Regions from separate parts of the Homo sapiens genome. Here regions 1, 2 and 3 are each linked to region 4. A link is an interaction called in ENCODE POLR2A ChIA-PET data of the cell type or tissue named here. Cell type or tissue: MCF 10A. All regions are shown on one strand. Links, peaks and the distances in the headings refer to the core of each region. The heading gives the core; the rest is flanking DNA.

What was found. ChIA-PET counts read pairs that join two places held together with the same protein. Peaks named below come from ENCODE experiments on the same cell type or tissue, not always from the same donor. Only the 100,000 strongest peaks of a DNase experiment are listed, where the experiment ranks them.
Region 1: POLR2A ChIA-PET joins it to region 4 with 13 read pairs; 15 of 35 experiments call an interaction of 5 or more read pairs at or near these places.
Region 2: POLR2A ChIA-PET joins it to region 4 with 18 read pairs; 11 of 35 experiments call an interaction of 5 or more read pairs at or near these places.
Region 3: POLR2A ChIA-PET joins it to region 4 with 12 read pairs; 11 of 35 experiments call an interaction of 5 or more read pairs at or near these places.

Annotation. Positions count from the first base shown.
Region 1 is chr17:29,216,236-29,222,288 of GRCh38, forward strand. No RefSeq gene overlaps it. Among named protein-coding and RNA genes, the nearest start is that of CRYBA1, 28 kb to the right of the region's middle. RefSeq lists a silencer at 3,376-3,465. In MCF 10A, for the core only: a CTCF peak has its summit at 3,363 (motif pointing left); a DNase peak (open chromatin) is centred at 3,346.
Region 2 is chr17:29,238,021-29,244,073 of GRCh38, forward strand. No RefSeq gene overlaps it. Among named protein-coding and RNA genes, the nearest start is that of CRYBA1, 5.8 kb to the right of the region's middle. In MCF 10A, for the core only: no CTCF peak of the experiment used is centred there; DNase peaks (open chromatin) are centred at 651 and 3,161.
Region 3 is chr17:29,252,642-29,258,694 of GRCh38, forward strand. CRYBA1 (crystallin beta A1) reads left to right here. Exons shown (of 6, transcript NM_005208.5): 5 at 999-1,141; 6 at 1,561-1,853. The coding sequence ends at 1,708. It overlaps NUFIP2 (nuclear FMR1 interacting protein 2), which reads right to left. Exons shown (of 4, transcript NM_020772.3): 4 at 3,198-6,053. Among named protein-coding and RNA genes, the nearest start is that of CRYBA1, 8.8 kb to the left of the region's middle. In MCF 10A, for the core only: no CTCF peak of the experiment used is centred there; DNase peaks (open chromatin) are centred at 2,810 and 5,330.
Region 4 is chr17:29,147,829-29,153,881 of GRCh38, forward strand. The region is part of intron 2 of MYO18A (myosin XVIIIA); the gene reads right to left. All of the region lies in intron 1 of LOC124903967 (a long non-coding RNA gene), which reads left to right. Among named protein-coding and RNA genes, the nearest start is that of MYO18A, 30 kb to the right of the region's middle. RefSeq lists a silencer at 948-1,427 and enhancers at 1,808-1,997, 2,018-2,067. In MCF 10A, for the core only: a CTCF peak has its summit at 1,203 (motif pointing right); DNase peaks (open chromatin) are centred at 1,163, 1,753 and 2,553.

The DNA of each region.
Region 1 (6,053 bases), core at 549-5,548, 69 kb after region 4:
TGTCTGTCACTCACGGCCAAATGCAATCCCAACAGAAACACACATATGCACAGACAAGCACATGCATACACACATACTCTCAATGACAGTGCACGCGGCCCACAAGACACAAGGAGAGACGTAAATGTTGAAATCTCACTAGGTTAGGAGTATTCATCTACTCACATGAACTCATACCACACACCAGTTTCAGGAGCTGTCCTTCCCCGAGGTTCACATCTCACTCCGCACTTCCCCTGCCACAACCCTCACTGTGGTATATTATAATTAGAATATACTTGTCCATATCACCCTTCCCCTGGTCAACCCTTGGACCCCATCTGTCTTGTTCATCATCATTCATTTAGCACCAAGCACAGGACTTCAATCGACATTTGACCAGGTTTGTATTTTACAAACAGCCTGCAGGTGACACTTTGAGCTGCTGGGGACTAGAGTCTGAGTGTAATGAGACTGATGAGGAGCCTGCCTGGATGTGAGGAGACCCTGAACTGGAGCCTCAGTACTGGAGACGGGGATGAAATGGAGAGAGCAGGAGGTGGGATTGACAGGCATTGGGAGTGATTGGGGGGCGAGGGAGAAGTAGGAGTCAAGGAGCGCACCCAGATTTCTAATCTGGACGATGCAATAACAAATGGTGGCACTCTTTGCTGACAGCAGAAACAAGGGGGGAGCAGAAGACTCAGGAGAAGGTAACAAGCTCAGTTTTGCCTATCTGTATTTCAAATGCCTGGGGGGCCATCCAGGTGGACTCATGCAGGAGGCAGCTAGACGGTTGGATGGAACAAAAGACTAGTGAAGACATGACCACGCTTTCTGAAACATTCCCATGCAAGTCATTCATTGTCCAGACAAAGTGTTGGAGGAAGCGGGGTGCAGGGCAGGGCCCTGGGTTGGAAGTTGACAGACCCACATTCCCTTCGCCACTACTACCTGATGTGTCATCTTGATGGGCAAGGGACACTGCCTTCTGGCTTGTACTTTTCTACTTAGTTGTAAAAATGAGAAGCCTGCCTCAAACCTCTGTGTTTCCTTCTAGCTCTCAGATGCTATGGCTAAATATTTGAAATATTTGCAGGCCTACCCTCTGCAGGCTACTGGGCTGGGCCCTGACCCCATTTCCACTTCTCTCAAACAACAACAACAACAACAACAACAACGACAACAACCACCAAAAAGCAGGTCAACTGCAGGAGGAAACTGGGAGGTGAAACACACTGTAAGCTCCTCTGCTCCAAACTGCTCTTCTTTTTCCCCATTCCCTGCACCAAGGTCTCTGTCCACCCAATACACCAGAATGCCCTCCTTAGGTCTCCAGGCCCCTCCAGCTACTCCCAACAACTATTTCCCAAAAGACCAACTAGGAATAAAAATTATCCCCATTCCTCCCCTTTGTGTCACACTTTACATTTCTACTTTCTCCAGTATAAATGATATTTACTGCACGGGAACCATATGGTAGGCACCATGCCAGGCTCTGGGATGAAGACCACACAGACCCTACCCTCAAAAAAGCAGGGAAGAGAGTTAGCAATGTAATTCGAGGTGAATGAACCACACAGGGGCTGTAGGAACATAGATGAAGGGAAGTGGTGTGTGTGTGTGTCTGTGTGTGTGTGTGTGTTCAGGAGGATCCTCAAACCCTGTGAAGTTTTGGGTTTTTTGTTTGTTGGCATGTTTGTTTAAGATAGAGTCTTGCTTTGTTGGCCAGCCTGGAGTGCAGTGGCTTGATCTCAGCTCACCGCAACCTCCACCTCCCGGGTTCGAGCAATTCTCGTGCCTCAGCCTCCCAAGTAGCTGGGATTACAGGCATGCACCACCACGCCTAGCTAATTTTTGTATTTTTAGTGGAGACAGCGTTTCACCTTGTTGGCCAGGCTGGTCACGAACTCCTGACCTCAAGTGAGCCACCCACCTCAGCCTCCCAAAAGTGCTGGGATTATAGGCATGAGCCACCATGCTCAGCCATTTGTTTGTTTTCTGATACAGGGTCTTGCTCTGTTGCCCAGGTGGGAGTGCAGTGGTGCAATCATGGCTCACTGCAACCTCGACTTCCCAAGCTCAAGCGATCCTCCCGCCTTAGCCTCCCTCGTAGCTGGAACCACAGATGTCCGCCACCATGCCCACCTAATTTTTTACATTTTTTGTAGGGACAGGATCTTGCTGTGTTGCCCAGGTTGGTCTCAAACTCCTGAGCTCAAGCAATCTTCCCAACTTTGCCTCCTACAAGTGCTGGGGATTACAGGTGTGAGCCACTGCACCTGGCCCCTGTGAAGTTTTTATAAAACATTAGCACTGGAAGGGATCTCACAGACCAATTAGTCCCACTCCCTCATTTTACATGTGCAGAAACTGAGGCCCAGGCTGGCCACGCATGGTGGCTTACACCTGTAATCCCAACACTTTGGGAGGCTGAGGCAGGAGGATCATTTGAGCCCAGCGGTTCAAGACCAGCCTGGACAGCATAACAAGAACCCCCATCTCTACAAAAAAAATTAAAAATTAGGCCAGGTGCGGTGGCTCACGCTTGTAATCCCAGCACTTTGGGAGGCCGAAGCGGGCAGATCATGAGGTCAGGAGATCGAGACCATCCTGGCTAACATGGTGAAACCCCGTCTCTACTAAAAATACAAAAAATTAGCCGGGCATGGTGGCAGGTGCCTGTAGTACCAGCTACTCGGGAGGCTGAGGCAGGAGAATGGCGTGAACCCGGGAGGCAGAGCTTGCAGTGAGCCGAGATCGTGCCACTGCACTCCAGCCTGGGTGACAGAGCAAGACTCCGTCCCAAATAATAATAATAATAATAATAATAATAATAATAATAATAATATCTTAAGAGGTATAAGAGCTAATATGCTTCCTTCCGGGCTTCATTCTAAGCTCTCTAGATGGATTGATTCGTTTATTACTCACAACATACCTGAGAGTTAGGTTTTTATGTTCCCCTAATATGACAATATTGAGTCTTAGGTTAATTGACTTGCCTGAGGTCACACAGTTAACACAATACTGAATACAGGTAGTCCAAATAAAGAGCCATGAGCGTGGGGGGGAATTGCCTGGAGGCCTTAACATATGATTTCTATACCCTACCCTCAGAAAGTCTGATTCTCTCGGCCTGAAGTGAACAAGCTGGAATTTGCATTTTAGCCATGCACCCTAGGTGATTATGGTTTGGTGGCTATCGGACCACTCTCTGAAAAAACCCAGTTCGAATGTACCTTTTTTCTCAATTCAGAGTTTTCTGGCACAATCCCTCCCTTCCTTGGGACTCCCTGTCCTCAAGGGACCCCGCTTTCCGGAGTCTGCTGGGAATAAGGGTACTCTGGAAACGGACGTATGCCCCCTGGTGGTCAGAAATTAGAGGCTAGGCGCTACAGCCAGCAGGGTCCCGTCAACCGCACAAATTTGTGAACTTTTCTAGAATTTCGTTCAGCCAGTATTACTGAGGTGCCACTATGGGCCAGCACTGAGCCATTGTAATACACAGCACATTGGAGAGAAAGAAGACTTCTGGGGACAGAATTTTTCAAGGTGACTGCTCACCTATTTTCATCCGTGGATACAAAGGCATCAGTTTCAAGCTGCAATTGGACAAATTTCACCTGGTCTAAGTATTCGTATCTGGCAACATATAGCTCTGATCTTAGGTCTTTAGGAGGCTGAAAAAGAGTTTTTTGAAAAAGGCTGAGTCCACCCTCGGGAAGGAAACACAGGAGCATGTATATTTGCAGGGCTCCAAGGCTTTGTAGTCAGGCTGTTCCAGCTCTGTTACTTCAGGCTCTGGGACCCGGGAGCAGTTATTTCATCTTTCTAAGCTGCAGCTGCTTCACCTGAACTATGTGAATAATAACAACACCTGTCTCAAAGGTTTGTGTGATGAAATGGTCTCTTAGTGCCTGGCACAAGATAAACGTTCAAAAAAGTTGTAGGTATTTTGAAATATAATACTTTGTAGTTATATACCATAAAGTATACACTATATATACCAGGGTTCTAACACCAGCCTTAATTCATTCACCTTAAAAAGGAACACAAATGGGCCGGGCGCGGTGGCTCACGCCTGTAATCCCAGCACTTTGGGAGGCCGAGGCGGGTGGATCAACTGAGGTTGGGAGTTCAAGACCAGCCTGGCCAACATGGCGAGACCCTGTCTCTACTAAAAATACAAAAATTAGCCGGGCGTGGTGGTGCGCGCCTACAATCCCAGCTACTCGGGAGGCTGAGGCAGGAGAATCGCTTGAACCCGGGAGGTGGACATTGCGGTGAGCCGAGATCGCGCCACTGCGCTCCAGCCTGTGCAACAAGAGCAAAACTCCGTCTCAAAAAAAAAAAAAAAAGGAACACGAATAATTCTTGAGGCCAGGCACAGTAGCTCACTCCTGTAATCCCAGCACTTTGGGAAGCCAAGGTGGGAGAATCACTTGAGGCCAGGAGTTGGAGACTAGCCCAGACAACATAGTGAGACCCCTGTCTCTCCAAATAAAAAAAAAATTAGCCAGACATGGTGTCATGAACCGGTAGTCCCAGCTATACAGGAAGCTGTCGCAGGAGGATCACTTGAGCCCTGTAGTTGGAGGCAGCAGTGAGCCACTCCTGCCTGGGTGACAGACCAAGACCCCATCTAAAAAAAAGAAAAAACTCTTGATCCACTGTAGTTGAGAGACAAGATTTCCTCCAGTTTTGAATCCTCTAATATGTGATGCATAGACATCTAAACTATTCCACACTGTTGGTGGGATTGCAAGCTAGTACAACTTTGAAAAATTGTTTGATAGTGTCTGCTAAAACTGAACATATTTATGGCCCAGCAATTTATTCTTAGGTATATTCCCAAAAGAAATGTTTACATATGTTACCCAGAAAACATAAACAAGCATGTTTATAGCAATACTATTTATAACAGCCTCCAAGTGGGGAAATATCTAAGTGTCTATCAACACTACAATAAGTTTTTGTGTGTGTTTGTTTGTTTGTTTTGTTGAGATGAAGTTTCGCTCTTGTTTCCCAGGCTGGAGTACAAAGGCAAAATCTCGGCTCACTGCAACCTCCGCCTCCCGGGTTCAAGCAATTGTCCTGCCTCAGCCTCCTGAGTAGCTGGGATTACAGGTGCCCGCCACTACGCCTGGCTAACTTTTGTATTTTAGTAGAGACGGAGTTTCACCATGTTGGCCAGGCTGGTCTTGAACTCCTGACCTCAAGTAATCGGTCCGCCTTGGCCTCCCAAAGTGCCGGGATTACAGGCATGAGATATGGCGCCCGGCCTAGATGTTTATTTTTTATTTTATTTTTATTTTATTTTATTTTATTTTATTTTATTTTATTTTATTTTATTTGAGACAGAGTTTCACTCTTGTCGCTCAGGCTGCAGTGTAATGGCAGTCTCGGCTTACTGCAACCTCCACCTCCCAAGTTCATGCAATTCTCCTGACTCAGCCTTCTGAGTAGGTGGGATTACAGGCGCACACCACCCTGCCCAGCTAATTTTTATATTTTAGTAGACACGGGATTTTACCATGTTGGCCAGGCTGGTCTTGAACTCCTGAATTCAAGTGATCCGCCTGCCTCGGCCTCTCAAAGTGCTGGGATTACAGGCGTGAGCCACCACGCCCGGCTCCAGCTACATTTTTAAATTGTGGTATTTTCATAGACTAGAACACTACATGCAGTAACATGAGTAAATTTCACAAATATAATGACAAAAGAAGCCAGACACTGAAGAGTCCATACCGTATGATTTCATTTATATAAAGTACCAAATGGTTGAAATGAAATGCCATTAGAAACTGGAATACTAATTGCCTTTAGGTGCAGAGTGGTGATTAGAGGGGGGCTAAAGGGGTTTCAGGGAGGGGATTGCCAATAATGTTCTATATCATGATCTGTGTGGCAGTTATACAAAGTGTCTGGACTTTATAAAAACTAATCAGACTGATTGCTTATGATTTGTGCACTTTTCTATAGTATGGATTCATAGATTTCAATGAAAAGTTAGATTTTAATTAAAAGTTTACCTAAAAACTCTCCGTGAGTCCCTCATGACCAATCACAGA
Region 2 (6,053 bases), core at 622-5,621, 90 kb after region 4:
AAAGTGGTAGATATTAGAAGCCAAAGTAGTGAGTTGTGCAACAGACCATTATGCAGAAATTTCTTTTTTTTTTTTTCTTTTTTTTTGATACACAGTCCACTCTGTCACCCAGGCTGGAGTACAGTGGCGCGATCTCAGCTCACTGCAACCTCCACCCCCAGAATCAAGCCATTCCCCTGCCTCAGCCTTCCCAGTAGCTAGGATTACAGGTATGTGCCACCATGCCCTGGCTAATTTTTGTATTTTTAGTAGAAACAGGGTTTCACCATGTTGGCCAGGCTGGTCTCCAACTCCTGACCTCAAGTGATTCACCCGCCTCGGCCTTCCAAAGTGCTGCGATTACAGGCATGAGCCATAGTGTGTGGCCTACCCTTCCTTCTTATACCAAGAATATAAAAGAATTGGAGACAGAGGCAGAAAGAAAATTTTGGGAGATAGCTGTGTTGTGAATCCCACTGCCCTTCAGGGGAAGGGGTGAAGGAGCTTCACTGCAAGGCAAAGGAGAAGGCTACGAGGGGCCCACTCTGAAAGCTTAAGATGTGTCCCCTGCAGACTAGAATCTAAAGGTCAGAAGTTAGGCTGGGCAACTGCTGAGGGATGAGGCCAAGCAAAGGAGGCTGATTGAGTAAGAACAAGCCCACATGCCAGAATTGGCCACGGCAAAGCATGTGTGAGTGCTTCCCATGGATGAAAGGGAGGTCATGCCTGAGAGGGAGCTGGAATGGGGTTGTAGCGACTTAGACCTGGAGCACAGATGTGTCCTTAGCAGAATGACACTGGAGGTGACCACCAGGTACCTAGGAGCTGTAGAAGGAACAGGTAGCCAGAGTGGAGATGCATAGACCTAGATCAAAGTTATTGCAGGTGGGGGCTCTCCCAAGAACCATTAAGTGCCCACAAAACTGACAGCTGTGAAGAGTTGCCAGATACAGAGTAGTGTGAAGCCATCTAACCACAGGACCAGTCAAGTAAGAAATTTTCTGCCCTCTTCCTCTCTTGTTCCTTCCACTCCTGGAAGGGTCAGAAACCAGTGAAATAGTGGGAGAAAGAAAAAAGGTTCATGCTGGGCATGGTGGCTCACGCCTGTAATCCCAGCACTTTGGGAGGCCGAGGCAGATGGATCACGAAGTCAGGAGATTGAGACCACGGTGAAACCCCGTCTCTACTAAAAATACAAAAAATTAGCCAGGCGTGGTGGCAGGCGCCTGTAGTCCCAGCTACTCGGGAGGCTGAGGCAGGAGAATGGCGTGAACCCGGAAGACGGAGATGCAGTGAGCCGAAATTAGCACCACTGCACTCCAGCCTGGGCGACAGAGCGAGACTCTGTCTCAAAAAAAAAAAAAAAAAAAAAAAAAGAAAGAAAGAAAGAAAAAAGGGTTCACTTTCCCTGGGTCCCTGGGTCCAGGATTTCTGCCTAAAGCATGTCCTGTCTGGGATTACAAATAGATGACTTACTTTTGAATGGGGATTGAAGTTTTGGTTGCTACCACCATACACTGAACATACGCATTTAAAATTGAGATTGTCTTTTTTGTGATTTAAAGTAACTATCTAGGCCCAGTTGAGGTGACTCAGGCCTATAATCCCAGCACTCTGGGAGGCCAAGGCAGGCAGATCACCTGAGGCCAGGAATTTGAGACCAACCTGGCCAACATGGCGAAACCCCATCTCTACCAAAAAATACAAAAATTAGCCAGGCGTGGTGGTGGGTGCCTGTAATCCCAGCTAACTGGGGGGCTGAGGCACAAGAATCACTCAAATCCGGGAGGTGGAGGTTGCAGTGAGCCAAGATCACACCACTGCACTCCAGCCTGGGTGATAGAATGAGGCTCGGTCTCAAAAAAATAAAATAAAATAGGCCGGGTGTGGTGGCTCACACCTGTAATCCCAGCACTTTGGGAGGCTGAGGTGGGCGGATCACCTGAGGTCAGGAGTTTGAAACCAGCCTGGCCAACATGGTGAAACCCCATCTCTACTAAAAATACAAAAATTAGCCAGGCGTAGTGGCGGACACCTGTAGTCCCAGCTACTTGGGAGGCTGAGGCAGGAGAATCGCTTGAACCCAGGAGGCAGAGGTTGCAGTGAGCTGAGATCACGCCATTGTGCTCCAGCCTGGGTGACAGAGCAAGACCGTCTCAAATAATAATAATAAAAAAATAAAAATAAAATAAAAGTAACCATCTAACTTTTTATTACCAACAAGTGTCAAGAAAAGCCATGAGACCATTCAAATTTACATCTAAGGCAAAGAAGAGAAACTAGCCCCACCAGAAAAAGAAATAAATAAAGGGGCCGAGGAGATGAGAATAAAGTTGCTTTCCTAGCTACTCTGTTGTTCACACGAGTCAAGAGGAAGAGGGATGCCTATAAGCAACATGATAAAAAATACAGACTTTTGAAACAAAGAGAATTGAGTTTGTAATGTGGCTCTGCCACTTCCTAGCTTATGTGGCCTCAGGTTGATAACATAAGTTCTCTGAGTGTTTTCTGCATTAGAAAATGGAGCTAGTTAGGCATATCTCCCAGGGTTATTTGGGAGCACTAAACTAGATAACATTTGGAAAAAGACTTAAAAACATATTGGTTTTCTTCCTTTCTCCTCTTTGTTATAGGATGCTGTGGTTGGCTGGTCAGCCTGGGTAAGCCAGGGAAGATTTCCTGCAGGTGGTGACTCTTTACACTGTCTTCTCCAAAGGACAAAAGAGAAGCAGATTGGCAGAGGCGGATCATGGGATGCTCCAGACAAAAGCAAGAGGAGACTAGGGTTGGCAGATAAAACGCAGGATACATACCCAATTAAAGCTGAGTTTCAGATAAACAACAAATATTTTTTGAGTAGAAAAAAATGTTTGAGATCTACTGATACTGAAAAAAAAAGCCATTATTTACCTGATATTCACATTTAATTTAGTGTCCTATATTTTTACTTGCTCAGTCTAGCAACCCTGAATGATACAGAGTTGGACTGCTTGGCTACAGTGGAGAGAGTGGGCTGAGTGTCACACAATAGGACAAGTCCCATCCTTGTACCTACTTTTCTAGCTGTTTCATAGGGGTTCTAGTTGAGAGGAAGTGACTAAATCTGCAGTATTGAGAAATTCACTTAGACTGAGTTGAATTGAGATGCTCTGAGTCATTTACACACAGAGCAAGCAGGCTGTGGAGGCTGGGCCCTTAGGACAACAGCTCTCCCAGCAGGTTGGCATCCTTTTATGCCTGGAAGCAGAGGAATGGATGACCTCAGAAAGGGTTCAGAAAGAAATGGAGGCAAGTTCTCCCCCAGTGCCTGCCCTGCTGCCTTTTCAGGCCCAGCCAGGCCCTGGCTCCCCTGCCTGTTTGAAGAGGTAGAAAGGCACAGGGCAAAAAAACAAGATCCTGCAGCAGCAGCCCCTCATGGGGGAGGTGGGTGCAGGCTGAACGCTGACTGGGCCCTTTGCTTTGTACCCATCCTGCTTATTCCCACACAACAAAAGCGCTGCTCAGCCGCCTGGCCAGCTCCATTGTGCACTTACCACAAAGTGCTGAGTCCAAGGGCTTCCCTGGCCCCATGACCTCACTCCCTCTCCCCCGGCCTAGAGGCAAGGCCAGGGAGTCAAAGCCATCCACAAAATTCCACTGAGCATCTATGCTGCTTGGCGTGTAGCCCTGGTGTCCAGAAGCCCAAGGTTCGAAATGCCCTGGTTACATATGGGGAGCTGTCATGGTCCTCTTAATGTCAGATATCACCTCTAAATCTAACAGTGCACCCCGCTGGACAGCCAGTTGTCTCATTCAGTTGTGCAATGGGTGTGCAGGCTGAGAACACAGTTTGCAACCTGTGTCCCCAAAAGATCCATGCCCTCTAGAAAACTAGACTGACAGAATACGCTGCTAAAATTTAATAAAGAAAAATATCGGAAAACAAGAAAAATGGAGTGAATTTTCCAAATTCAAAGGAAACATTTTTTATCTGAATTTTTTTTCTAAAATCTGTGCTACTTGCTCCCACTTGTCTCTATGAGAATTTAGCAAAAGATGGTATCTGACTTGGCACAGTCAGTAATGCAATTACCATGTGGTGATGAGTTCTGAGTACCTAGCATTGCTCTAAATCCCTTTATTTCCCTTCATCTGATAGCAGTGGTTAAGGTAGATATTATCACCCTATTTTGTGCCAGGAAGAAAGAAGATGGGCTTTGCAGTCAGATAGACATATACTGAAGTCCCTGCTAGGTTCCCTGGCCCAGAACTTCCCTGGCCTCTCAGAACCTCAGTTAGCTCATCTGTAAAATGGGTATTATTATCTACTTCACGGCATTGTGGTAAGGATTACAAAGACACTGTCTGGTTTTGCAGTCAATGCTCAGTAAGCTGTAGTTATTATTAATAAGGATGAACAGGAGAGACCCATACTCAGCCTGGGAGAAGGGATTCCAAGCTGGTTGCTCCCTTCATTACCACTCCTTGAGTGGCTCTGCTTTAACTTTCCTGGAATGAGATGGGGCTGGGGGCTGCCGCAAGGGAAGCAGCAGTGCCAGACAATGTCAGAGGGGGAATCCGCCAGAACTCTGTTAAAAACTATATTGAGTTGACATTTGGAAGGCTTGGTGGTCAGTACTGGAGAGCTGAGAATCCTCAATCTTTCAGGACTTAAGGTGATTGAGAAAAGTGGATTGAGGCCAGATGAGGACTTATGACTCCAGGAATGTATGATGGATATTTGTAAATTGTTCTCACAATAACCCTGATTCCCACCCGACCACCACTATAGTTCTGTGCATGTGTGTTTGGGCTTTTCAATCAAACATAAAAGCCTCGCTTCTCTGCAAAAATTAAAAATTAGCTAAGTTGATCTCCATGTACTAGCAATTCAGTAGGATGTAAAGCCCCCATATTACGATGCTGAGGGTGTGTGAAGCCCAAGCAGGCCAGTTGTGGCTGGGGTGAGAAGGCCAAACTCAGCTGGGTGCTCCTAGCAATAAGGACTATGCCACCAGAATCACAAAACCCAGTCATTCATTCATTCATTCATTCATTCATTCGGAATATACTTATTGAGCTAGAAGGTATGCTTAGAGCCGAAGACGTAACAATGACCCAGGCAGGCTGCAGTGGCTCACACTTGTAATCCCAGCACTTTGAGAAGCTGAGGCCAGTGAATCCCTTGAGTCCAGGAGTTCGAGACCTGCCTGGGCAACATGGCAAAACTCTGTCTCTACAAACAAATACAAAAATTAGCTGGGCATGATGGCGCACACTTACCATCTCAGCTACCTGAGAGGCTGAGTTGGGAGGATCGCTTGAGCCCGGAAGGTGGAGGTTGCAGTGAGCCATGATCGTGCCACTGCACTCCAGCCTGGGCAACAGAATGAGACCCTGTCTTAATAAAAAAAAAAAAGAGAAAGAAACAACCAAAAAAAAAAAAAACCTCAGTGAACTAGACAGATGAGGCTCCTGCCCTTATAGAGCATGGAGGCTAGTGGAAGAATTAGATAGGTAAACAATGTTTTATTTTTTAAAATCACTTAGTCTTAATAGAAAATATGTTCCCAATGTTCAAAATTTAAAGATTACAGAAAAATATACTATGAAAAGTCTTGTCCTGTATCTGAGGCCCAAGTGCCTCAGTTTCCCCCAACATTTGGAAACCAGTACTTCTAGTTCCTAAAGCAATTTCTGCAGCATGATCAATGTGATCTTGTGTAATTGGAAAAGCACAGGATGACATGAGGACACACTGTGAGGGCCTAAGCCAGCCTAAGAGTGGATGATTGAAAAAATGACTAAATGAGTGTTTCCCAAAGACCCTAATTCTGAAGAAAGGAAGGAGGAAGAGAAGGGAAAGGAAAGAAGAATCACCAACCATAGACAGCTAGTGCTTTAAGCCCTTGCACAGCCACCAGGTGGCCAGAGCATGCTATGATACCAAAAGCAACTCTGTCCCCTGCCAGACATCCGTCCAGACATCACGAGTTAATCAAGGCATCAGAAACATCCTTGGGGCGATGTGCCATGCTTAGCATCAGATTTATATGTCTAACAGCAAGTTTGTCCAACCGGCAGCCTGCAGGTGG
Region 3 (6,053 bases), core at 382-5,381, 100 kb after region 4:
TTGATAATAATCTTCTTGTTCTGAACACTTAAGTATTACTCAATAATGCATCAGGCTGGGATGTTTCTGGTCTTTGGAAACAGTTCAAGCAGAAAGCAGAATGACCTTAAGGGGTGTGTTGAAAATGATCCCTGTATTAGGAGTTAGGTTGGGCTAGAACCTTTCCAAATATTCAGTCTATGTGAGAGTTTCTCGTGATTTTGGTTAATAATCTCATCTTGGTTCAAAGTCTTGCCAAAATTCAACTGGTGGAGAAGTTAACCTAAATAGTTCTAATCCAAATAAATAGTTGCCTGTCTGGAAATTATTTCAATCTCACTTTTAAAAACATTTCATTTGCCCACCCTAAGGTATAACTGACATACAGTAAAATGCACAGACCCTAAGTGAATATTCTCATGAGTTTTTGAAAAATATATAGATCCATGTAACCAACACCCTAACCATATAAAGAACATTCCATCATAGTTCCCTGGTGTCCCTTTCCACTCAATTGCTCCCCTACCACTTTCTATTACCAAACAGTTTTGTCCATTTTTGAAGTTCATACAGGTTAGTCTCTGTCTTTTTAATGCTTGTGTAGTATTCATGTCCCCTACTGGACATACAGGTTATATCCAACAACACACATACACACGCAAGCGCACACATACATATTTGGGCTTACTTTTTGTAATAATCTGTGAGATCTTTTTTCACATTAGTGAATATTAATCCCTTGGTTGGCTGCATTTTGTTAGTACTTTTTCTCACTGTCAAATCCTCTTCATTGTTCCAAAATAGTATATCAGTTATTTGTACATTCAAAATGTTATGGTATTTAAATTGGAATAAACAAAATTATGGGTAACTTTTTTCTCACAAATCTGTTGCCTTAATCTTTTTAAATTATCATGTGCTTCCTTGTATAATCCAAAAGTGTTTCAATTTTGAAAAACATGAAGAATGATAGCCATAGCACTAGTACTAAACATTTTAAAACAATTTCTGAATTACAGAATCATAAGGAGTCTAAGATGACCATCTTTGAGAAGGAAAACTTTATTGGACGCCAGTGGGAGATCTCTGACGACTACCCCTCCTTGCAAGCCATGGGCTGGTTCAACAACGAAGTCGGCTCCATGAAGATACAAAGTGGGGCGTAAGTACAAAAACAGGGTTGGAATATACTTCAAAGTAACTCCTGAGGTTGCATCAATAGTTATGTTTTAATCAGATTTCATACGTATCGGTATAGATGTCACATTCTAGTTCTACATAATTTTGAATCTCAATTTCTTTATACCAACTACCACTTTAGGTTGCAGATTTATCTCCCCCAGACATGCCTCTATGGAAGAATTTACGTTGACTACTTATACCTGTTTTGATGATTAAGGCTAATTAACTAGCTATAGCCATATTATGCTTACAAATAGTGCCTGACACATTTAGGATGGCTATTTTTTCTAAGCCTAAAAGCATCTCATACCATTGTGTTGAGTAAAGAGGCTCAGGTTTTGGGGTATTAACCAGATTCCTAATTAGTTTTAATAATGAAATGTACTTTGAATTTCCTAGCTGGGTTTGCTACCAATATCCTGGATATCGTGGGTATCAGTATATCTTGGAATGTGACCATCATGGAGGAGACTATAAACATTGGAGAGAGTGGGGCTCTCATGCCCAGACTTCGCAGATCCAATCGATTCGCCGAATCCAACAGTAGCTGATTAAAAGCTCCAAGTACGATAATTCCTCAAGCATGAGACCTTGCTAAGCACTCTAGAATAAGTTTTATGTTCTGCTCACAGACATTGCTTTCAAATGTTAGCTGCTGAAATCCACAATAAACGTCATTTAAAAAAAAAAAACTTTGTAGACTGAATTAACTACCATGCTTCACATAAATCACACCTAAGTGGATGAGAATTTTTTTTTTTTTTTTAGTTATTTTGCTCTTGTTGCTCAGGCTGGAGTGTAATGGCGCTATCTTGGTTCACCACAACCTTCGCCTCCCGGGTTCAAGTGATTCTCTGCCTCAGCCTCCCGAGTAGCTGGGATTACAGGCATGCACCACCACACCTGGCTAATTTTGTATTTTTAGTAGAGACGGGGTTTCTCCATGTTGGTCAGGCTGGTCTCGAACTCCCGACCTTAGGTGATCTGCCCGCCTCGGCCTCCCGAAGTGCGGGATTACCGGCGTGAGCCACCACGCCCGGCCTGTGGATGAGAATTTTTGTTGTTGTTGAGACAGGGTCTCACTGTCACCCAGGCTGAAGTGCAGTGGTGCGATCTGGCTTACTGCAGCGTCATTCTCCTGGGCTCAAGTGATCCTGCCTCAGCCTCCTGAGTAGTTGGGACTACAGGTGCCTGCCACTATGCCTGGCTAATTTTTGTACTTTTTGTAGAGATGAGGTCTCACTATGTTGCCCAGGCTGGTCTCGAATTCTTGGGCTCAAGTGATCCACCCACTGTGGCTTCCCAAAGTGCTGGGATTACAGGTGTTGAGCCACTGCGCCTGTCTGGATGAGAATTTTTTAAGTCAAGCTTCCATAAAACTCCACATTCTCTTTTGTGTCCTTGCAAGTCACTCACCAGGCCAAGGACAATTATTCCTTATCTCAAAGAACAATAAAGCATATGACCTAAATGTTATCAATCTCTATAGCGACTGACACTTTTGGTAAATGTTTTTATGTCCTTTCCTCCCGTCTCCTGCTCTTTCTAATAATGTTGAAGTTGGCATTGATTTTCCTTTCACCTTGTGACAAATCAGTACTAAAGAAACAGGAAGTTTCTCCAGTGTGTACTGCCACATATTTCAACATAAAGTTATGAATAAATCCAGAATCTTGGCAACTTAACATTCTAGTTGCTCAACTGCTTAGCTCAATTTTGATTTATTTCAATTGGAAGGGCATAAGGCTTAATGTCCTGCAAAAAGGCAGGATAGCTCTGGATTTTTCAATAAGCAAGCTAATTCTAAGCACTGTAAAAACCTGTATGATTAAAAAATTTTTTTAAAATCATAGGACCATAGTATACTGAAGACTTAAATTCTTCACATATTTGACCCTTTGGAAAAAAATCATTATCAATGTCACAAACTTAGTTTTCGGTTTGTTTTTCTTTTTACTTTTTATCAGCTGAATTTAAGATTAGTCAGTAAAGACTTTTTAAAAAATTAAAGCACACAAAAGATAACAAACACCTCAGAAACTTTAAAATTTTTTATTCAACAATGTACACTTATTGTCTCTCAATTTGATCTACAAATTTCTCAAGTTTTTTTTCTGATAAAATAAGTAAATCTGGGTATGGTTGTAGAGTGTTTGTAATTTATATTTTTAAAACACTGAACATGATGAAGACATCAATAAAGGAAGATCATCACGTAAATGACACTTCCTCAGAATCCATGACATCAGAAACAGCTATAGCAAATACCTAAGCATTTAGCAAAAGGGAAAATTTCTGGTGACTGTTCTTATATGTAGAAAAGACCTATATTTTTGACTGGGCAAAACAAACATTGAAACTTTTTTTTGAGCGGGGGGAACATCCTTTAACATAACTGTACTCCACTTATTATCCATTCCCCCAGATTAAGAGGTAACTCAGCTCCTTAGTGCCTCTGCACGAGACAGAGAAATTACTTCACTCCTCCAGTAGGTTCTAAGACTGAACATAAGTGAACTACTGACAGATGCGGAAGAGGAACCATAGCCATCTAAAATGATGCTTGCTACACTCCTGCATTTCTGCCTTTTAAGGCCATGCAATTAATATGGGTCACCTTTTAAGTCTTAACTGGATAACTTAGTTTTTAACTGCCACTATCAATGAAGATACATATAGAAGGGTTTTGCTGTGTCCTCAAAGGCAACAATATACTTGATGAAGAAGTAACCCTCTTCTGTATATTGAAAAAGCTATAAAATGGAAATATTTATTTTTTATGTAGGAGCATGGGGAAAATGCTATCAGTAATATCTTCTACTTAAACATATTAGCCTCTCCTACAAAGGTCCTGAACCAATTAAAAAAAAAAAAACTTTAAAAAAGATGATTTGACAAAACCTGGGTAGTAGTACATCTACACATTATAAGTACACATACACAAAGTAAAGCTATTTAGTACATACAGATTGCAGCACTTGAACCAAATGTACCCAACTCCTAAACTTGTTCTAATCAGCTTGGGCAATTTTTTAAAAGATACACGTTATCTTTAAAACAACCAGTGCTTTGATCTTACAAACAACTGAATAATTCTAATCTCAAGCCAGTCAATTCAGTAAACCAAATTTATGCTAAAGCAATAAAGGTAAAAGCCTATCCTACCTTTAAACCAGCTTTAAGACAAAAAATCGTCACCAAGTTCCATATGACAAAAAAGGGTCTTTCAGTTTGAATTACTTTCCATTTCTATTTGATCAAATAAACCAAAATATTACTAAGGAAGAGCATCCAATGATTTGTAAAGCTGATAAAACTGCCCTGTTTCAAGAAAAGCTCTTTAATAGATACAAGTCAAGCTCTCGTTTAAATTGAACTTTATTAAAATAGGTGCCAGTTTTCCTCTCTCCTAGTTCCACTGATGAGCTAGCCCAGAACTATGTAACTTTGAGCCAAGTTTCCAAAGATGGTAAAGCTAACAACAGCAAAGTAGTAAGGACAAATCGGTCACTTTTGGTAATGACACACAAATTAAACTTTCAAAACATGTGCATAGCTTTATTCATCTACTTAGATCTAACCTTTTCACGGAGCTTCGGCAAAATTCGAGTGTGCAAAATGCATTTCTAAAACGTAATGCAAGCAAAGCTTTCACATTTACACTGGCAGGAAATACAGAGAGAAACTAACAAGTCACATTAGGGAAAATTCAGATCTTTTTTTTTTTTAATGACAAGAATTGCACAGTTTATTATTTTGAGACAATTGTTGCAGACATAAATATTTAAAATTTTCTAAGCAAGGTGCTTTTAACAAAATTTTTAAAGTTGGAAAGAGCTGATAACTTGGATCATAGCTCACACAGAATTCCAAATTAAAGTGGACTCCATTATCTCCCTATATTTTGCAAACAATGCTTTGTATAACACTTCTTTAAAACACTAAAAGAGACAGCAAGCTGAAACTTTTTTCAAAGCACACAAGAAATGTTTACTTGAAGAAGGTGCTGAGGGGAGAAGGGAGTGAAGAATCCTTTTACTATTTCCCACTACAGGACAGCCACTAACAGACTAAGAACAAAAAAGATACAACAAAAAAAGTAAATCACTTCCCCAGCTTATAAAATAGTTCCAGTTTCGCAAGATCTGTAACTTTAAACAGAGAGCACCAGTTGGGCAATAGAATGAGCATTTCATACTGCATAAAAATTAGTGAGGTGGTAAGAACCATCGACTATCTCAGGCATTACTACATGGCGTTTCCAATTTTTTTTTTTTAATATACATGCAAGGCACATTGATATAAAAATAGATCTCTGGCCAACAAATATATTAAATAAGCAAATTAAAATTTTGGCTTTGCGATATTGGCAACATCAAAATATAACCAGATAGCTTTGGCCCACACATCTTTCTCATTCCTCCACCTCATTTGGTGTTTCCCACCCATTATTTTGGGTTCAATCACCTTCAAGTTTGGGTATGTGCTTGAGAAATGACTTTTCTTCTTGTCAAGTAGCATTCACTAAAGTTTTCCTTTGCTAAGTAAAAAGACAAGAGAAACAGCTGGAGTTTTGATTGATTTGATTTAAACTAAATCTGATTGGTTCAGGGCAGCACTATTTCCCCTCTATATACAAACAAAAAATAAGTCCCCAGCTTACATAGACAAATGTTTTCTAAAAGATCAGCAACAAATCAATGACACCACGTCCTTTAAGCCATTCTTCCCAATTCCTCTTTCTGAGGCAGAGAGAGGGAATAATAGAAACAAAGCTAAGATTTAAACTATTTTCAGTAGTAGAAGACATTTAAGGCCAAAAAGTGTACTATTAACAGAATTCTTATATTCCTAAGTTATTGTCCTTCATAGGACAATATCAGCTAAGAATT
Region 4 (6,053 bases), core at 441-5,440:
AGTTCAAGGTTACAGATTACAGTGAGCTACGACCATGCCACTGCACTCCAGCCTGGGTGACAAAAAAAAAAAAAAAAAAAGGAAGTCAAGGTAAAAGGTGATGCCAAATGAGAGATAAGAAGGGTCTGCCTAGGATTCTGGCAGTTGATGGGGAAGAGAGGGTGACTCAAGAGAAAAAATAAGCTGGACTTGGTGACTATTTGGGGAAGGATGGGAAATGGGCACAAGCGGGTCTGGGTGGAGATTGAGAAAAGTAAGGAAAGATACCAAGGTTTAAAGCTTGGGAAGATATATTTTGTTAAGATATATCTTAACAATGAGATATATATATCTTAACAAAATATATCTTAACAAAAGAATACTTCTCTGACCCCATTTGTCCCTCTAGTTCCCCTGTAAATCAAAACTCCTAAAAAAAAGTCTATAAGCACTGTTGCCATAAATGGGTACTAATTATATGATCCTTGTATTACAAATTTGCGGTGTGTAAAGTGTCAATAATAGAACTATATTTAGGGAGTTGGGGAGAGTCCTGTTTAAAGCACTCAGAGCTCAGGGCCAGGAGGGCCTGGAGCACTTGCTTTTGAAGTGGGAGGGCCCAGCCACTAGGGTGGCAGGTGCACTTCCAGGATGACCACTTCAGAGGTCCTCAGCACCAGCCCTAGGGCCAGTACTAGAGTCTACACCTGTCTCAAAGAAAATGCCAGCGCAGGAGTCCCTTCCCTTTCTTGGGAGGAATTATCCTTTATTCTTTTGTGTGTGTGTGTGTGTGTGTGTGTGTGTGTGTGTAAGTAACAAAATGTCACCTCGTATGAAACAGTAGTGTTAGGAGACAGCGATTGGTATTGAGGTGCCAAGATTTTTTATGAAATTCTACCAGTGCCGATAGCCAGTGGATTCTGAAGGGTTATAGGGCAGACTCCCTTTAAGAAGCCTAGGGATGGTCTCAGAGAGGAGAAGGAGGGCTGAGAGGAAACCTGGAGTGACCAACGGCGCATGCCCAGGGCCACCCCAGCCACTCAGCACCCTACGCACGGGTCAGGCTCTGTGAGGGCCGAGTCAGCCCCAGGCCCGGGGCGGCACTTCCCGGGTTGGCCCACCGGCCAGCCGGAGCCTGGGCGGGGCCAAGGGGGTGGGGCCAAGCCCAGCACATGCGCCTAGAGCCCTGGAAGCTCCGCCCTGCAGCGCCGCTGGCGCCCAGCAGAGGGTGGCAGCCCCCTTCTCATCTACCCTCCCGCTTTGCTGGGGCCGCTTTCACCTCCGCCAGGCCGGCCTCCAGGCCCCACCCCCAGGAGGCGTCCCCCAGGAGCTCCGGCCCGAGGGGGCTGCGGCGGCAAGATGGCCTCTCGCCGTCCCCAGGACGCGTAGGGCAAGAAGAGGCAGGGATGAGCTCGGTGCCCACTTTGTTTTTATCACCGCTCTATCCCCAGAACCTAAAACAGTTCCTACATATAGTAGGCATTCAGTAAATGCTTATTGATGGAATAAATGAATGAATACATGAATGCAAGGTCAAAAGACGCCAGGAAAGCCTGTTCTAGAGAGGGGCTTGTCTAGAGACAAGCAATCAGGAAGGTCAGTGGGTATGGGACGGCGAGCCACAGATCACTGCCCCAGAGGTGGTCGCCGAGGCTTGGGGCTCTGACACTCCCCCCAGCCCCTACACCCACCCAGTCCCTGCATTGGCACACCCATCAGTTTGCTCAGAGCCATGTGCCACCACACCTTTTCGGGCACAGAGCCCAAGTAGGGACGCCTGGGCTTGTCCTCTCTGCCAAGACCCTGAGTCAATCCCCAAAGACTAGGCAGGCATATGCGGCCGACTGCAGGGACCACCTGACTGGCCCGACAGCAGGCCTGCTGCTCTCTGAGGTCTCTCAGCTGCTGGGGATTTCCTCATGGCCCCCGGGGACTTCCAAATTGCCTCTGCTTTGCCAAGCTCCCCCAAGGCCCAAAGCCATGAGCCAGCCTTGAGGATCCTTTCCCAAAATCCTCCACAGCCCTGCCCCACATCTCATCAGGACTTGGGTCACTTCTGGGTCTCCTAAATGTACCACATGCACTATGTTCTCCTATCCACCCCCTCTGGTAGACAGGAGGGAATAAACATAATGAAGCATTGTTCTCTTTTTCATATAAATGACAACTCTTCTCCATTTCCACAGAAGAAAAAAAAGGAAGCCAGCTTAAGGGTCAGCCACAGCAATTTAAATAAAATATCAGTAAGGTCTTCCTGGGTGTGAGAGATGGAGGCCTGTGGTGCTTATTCTCAAAGTCAGAGAAGTTCTTCTAGACAAGCCTCAGGTTCCTCGTAACACTGGACATCCAATAAATATTTGAGAATCTGTGTGTTCACCTCTGGAGCCCCTATTGGGCCTGTTTCTAAAACCCTCTGAAGTAAAAAATAAAGCACAAACCCTATGTCCATAGAAACAGGAAGAAGCAAAAGCCTCTACCTTGCCTACCAACCCACCACCTCTGTGCTAACAGCCTGGGCCAAATCCACTGGGGCATGTGAGTACCTGTGTGTTACAAAGCTGGGCAGAAGACATCCTTGGCGAGGAAAGGAAGCGCTGCCCCAGTTGTGGTGGCACACAGCCAGGGACCTGCTGGCCCTGGGGCATTAGGATTCCAGAGCTGGTGGTGGTTGAGGTGTAGAAATTGCCAGAGAGGACAGCTCTTCCTTCTTGAGAGGAAGGGGAAATGCCACCATCCCCTGCCTTACCAGGGGGACTCTGAAGGAGGAAACAAACCTTCAAGAACACCCAACTATTTCTTTCTGGGAGCTGTTTAGAGCCGTACTGTTCAATATGGTAGCTACTAGCCATGAGTGGCTATTCAAATTGAAGCTGGCCGGGTGTTATGGCTCATGCCCATAATCCCAACATTTTGGGAGGTCTAGGCAGCAAGATCGCTTGTCTTCCTTTGATGACTGATTTTGAGGTCTCTCTTCTGTGCCTTTGAAAGACCCTATAGAGGATCCTCTACCCTTTGTCCCGCCCATTTTCTTCAAAATCCCAAAACTGTAGCTCTTATTGTTGCTGTAGAAACAGATGCTTGTCAAACATGAAGTTGGTTGGAAGGGCTAGTTTTGGCTGCAGGAATTGCTTTCAGCTCATCTGGGGAGGAGAGAGGAGGAAGAAAGGAGGAGAGAGGGGGCCCCAGGCAAGGGCCCACAGGTCAGGAGTTGCTGTGGTTGCAAAGGTGTTGTTAACACAAGACCAGCCTGGGCAACATAGTGAGACCCCGTCTCTACAAAAAAAATTTTTTTTTAATTAGCCAAGTGTGGTCCCAGCAACTTGGGAGGGGGAGGTGGGAGGATCACTCAAGCCCAAGAGTTCGCTGCAGTGAACTGTGATGGTGCCACTGCACTCTAGCCTGGGTGACAGAGCAAGACCCCGTCTCAGAAAAAATTCCAGTTAAATGGAAACAATGAGGATACTTCTGATTAAATTAAAATCAAATAAAATTTAAGGTTCAGTTCCTACTAAGTTGGATAGCATTATAGACCATTTCTACCCTTGCAAATTGTTCTGTTGGGCAGGTCTGGTCTAGAGGTTCCCTTTCAGTGTGTCCTGGTCCCTCTACCAATGCCTCCTTCAGATGATGCCCCCGCCTACCTGCTGTTGTCTCCCTTCCTCACCCCAGAGTCTGCTTAGACTCCTATCCACACATGCCTTGCCTTGTTCCCTAGGCCTCCAAAAGAGGTGGAGGAGGGGACTGTAGTCACAATTTAATACCCAGCTGGGAGCAGAAGCCAAGACTGAATGGAAACCTACTCCCACCCCAAGGCGTCCCAGGCCTGGGAGAAAGCCCCTCAGTGCCTGCACAATCACACAATGGTTCCTTGTTTCTGCATTCTCTGGGCCAAGCACGAGTAAGACATCTGGAATGCAGTGGCCTGAGGGCTTCCCCAAGCCACCCGCTGCAGGACTTATCTGATGTTAGTACTCCTATAGAATCAGAAGTCCCAACAGAATCCTGAACTTTCAACAGCAAATAAGGCCAATGAAGCCTCATCCAGGGCATGCCAGGATTTCTGCCATGGAGCAGTGAGGCCCATAACTGGACACCTCCCTGTGTCACCAACTAGATGAAGCAAAGGAGGAGTAGGAAGGGGAGGACACGGTGGAGAATGGACTCTGGACATATCTGACATGCTGGAGAGGAGGCTCAGAGAAGCCCCCCAGCCCCGCATCCACAGAAGAGCAAAGGAACAGATTGGCGGGTCTGACCACTGTTGTGTTCCGTCACAGAGACTTCACTGGAGAGGTTTTGCTGCAGTAAAAATCACAAGTGGGAGAGTCTAGGCATGCTCATATGGGTGGTGGAAGGAGCAGAGGACAGACTCTGGAACTGGCAGGTCAGGACTGTCTTTCTGTTTTATGCCTCAATTCCTGCTTAGTCCTAATCTAAATGGGCTGTCAGGAGCAAGACAGGTGTGAAGAAACAAAATAAATTGTAGAAAGACCAAAAAGTAGGGTGAGTTTGTTCAAATGGAAAACAAATAGGTAGAAAGACACCTGGTACTCCAGAGGTCTTGCCATCAGCTAAGAATCTGACTGGAGGGAGTCACAGAGAAAGCAGCCCAATTTTAAAAACTGGAATCAAACTTCAGACCAGATTGGAAACTCAGGCCAAAGCAATCCCTCGCTAAGATTACTGTGCAGCCCTGAGTAAGCTTAGGCCTGTTCCCCATCTCTACCTGAAAGGCACTTTGGGCATAAGCATCAGCGTGGGGACAAGAATAAAGCAGTTCTCCAACACTCCCCGTGAGCAGAGCTGAGCCATTAACAGGAACAGCACCTGTGACATTCCTGCGGGTACCAAGCTACCAGGCACCAGTGCTTCCTGACGTACCAGAGACAGATTAATGAGGATGATGATAATGTTCACTTCTTCTTTTTTTTTTAAACAGGATCTCATTCTGTCACTCAGGTTGGAGTGCAGTGGTGTGATCATGGCTCACTGCAGCCTCAAACTCCTGGGCTCAAGCGATCCTCCTGCTTCAGCCTCCTAAGTAGCTAGGACAGGCATGCACCACCACACTGGGCTAATATTTTTACTTTTTGTACAAAGTAGCACTATCTTTCGCAGGCTGGTCTTGAACTCCTAGCCTCAAGAGATCTTCCCATTTCAGCCTCCCAAAGCACTGGGATTACAGGTGTGAACCACCATGCCTGGCCAATGCTCACTGACTCTAGGCACTATTTTGAGGCACTGCTCTAAGTGGTTTATATGTATTGATTCATTTAATCCTCAAGACAACCTTACAAGGAAAGTACTATTATTTTGTGTTTGCTTGTTTGTTTGAGACAGGGTCTTGCTCTGACACCCAGGATGGACTGCAGTGGTGCAATCACGGCTCACTGCAGCAAACTCCTGGGCTCAAGCAATCCTCTCACCTCAGCCTCTTGAGTAACTGGGACTACAGGCACACACCACCATGCCCAGCTAATTTTTGTATCTTTAATAGAGATGGGGTCTCACCATGTTGTCTGGGCTTGTCTCACTATGTTGCCCAGGCTAGTCTTGAACTCCTGGGCTCAAGTGATCCTCCTGCCTCAACCTTCCAAAGTGTTGGGGTTACAGGCATGAACAACCACACTGGACTAAAACTACTATGATTATTCTCATTTCATAGATGACGAAAATGAGGCACAGAGGAATTAAATAATTTGCCCAAGGTCACTCAGCCAGTAGGCAGCATGGCCAGGATTCAGACCCAAGCAGTCTGGCTCCAGAGGCCAAGCTGTAGCCAATACTTAGCAATGTGTTAACAACACCTTCGCAACCACACACAACTCCTCACCTGTGGGTCCTTGCCTAGGGCCCTCTCTCTCTCTCCTCCTCTCTTCCTCCTCTCTCCTCCCCAGATGAGCTGAAAGCAGTTCCTGCAGCCAAAACTAGTCCTTCCAAGCAACTTCATGTTTGACAAGCATCTGTTTCTACAGCAACAATGAGAGCAGCAGTTTTGGGATTTTGAAGAAAATGGGCGGGACAAAGGGTAGAGGACCCTTTATAAGATGGGTCCCTCTTTCAGAGCACAGAAG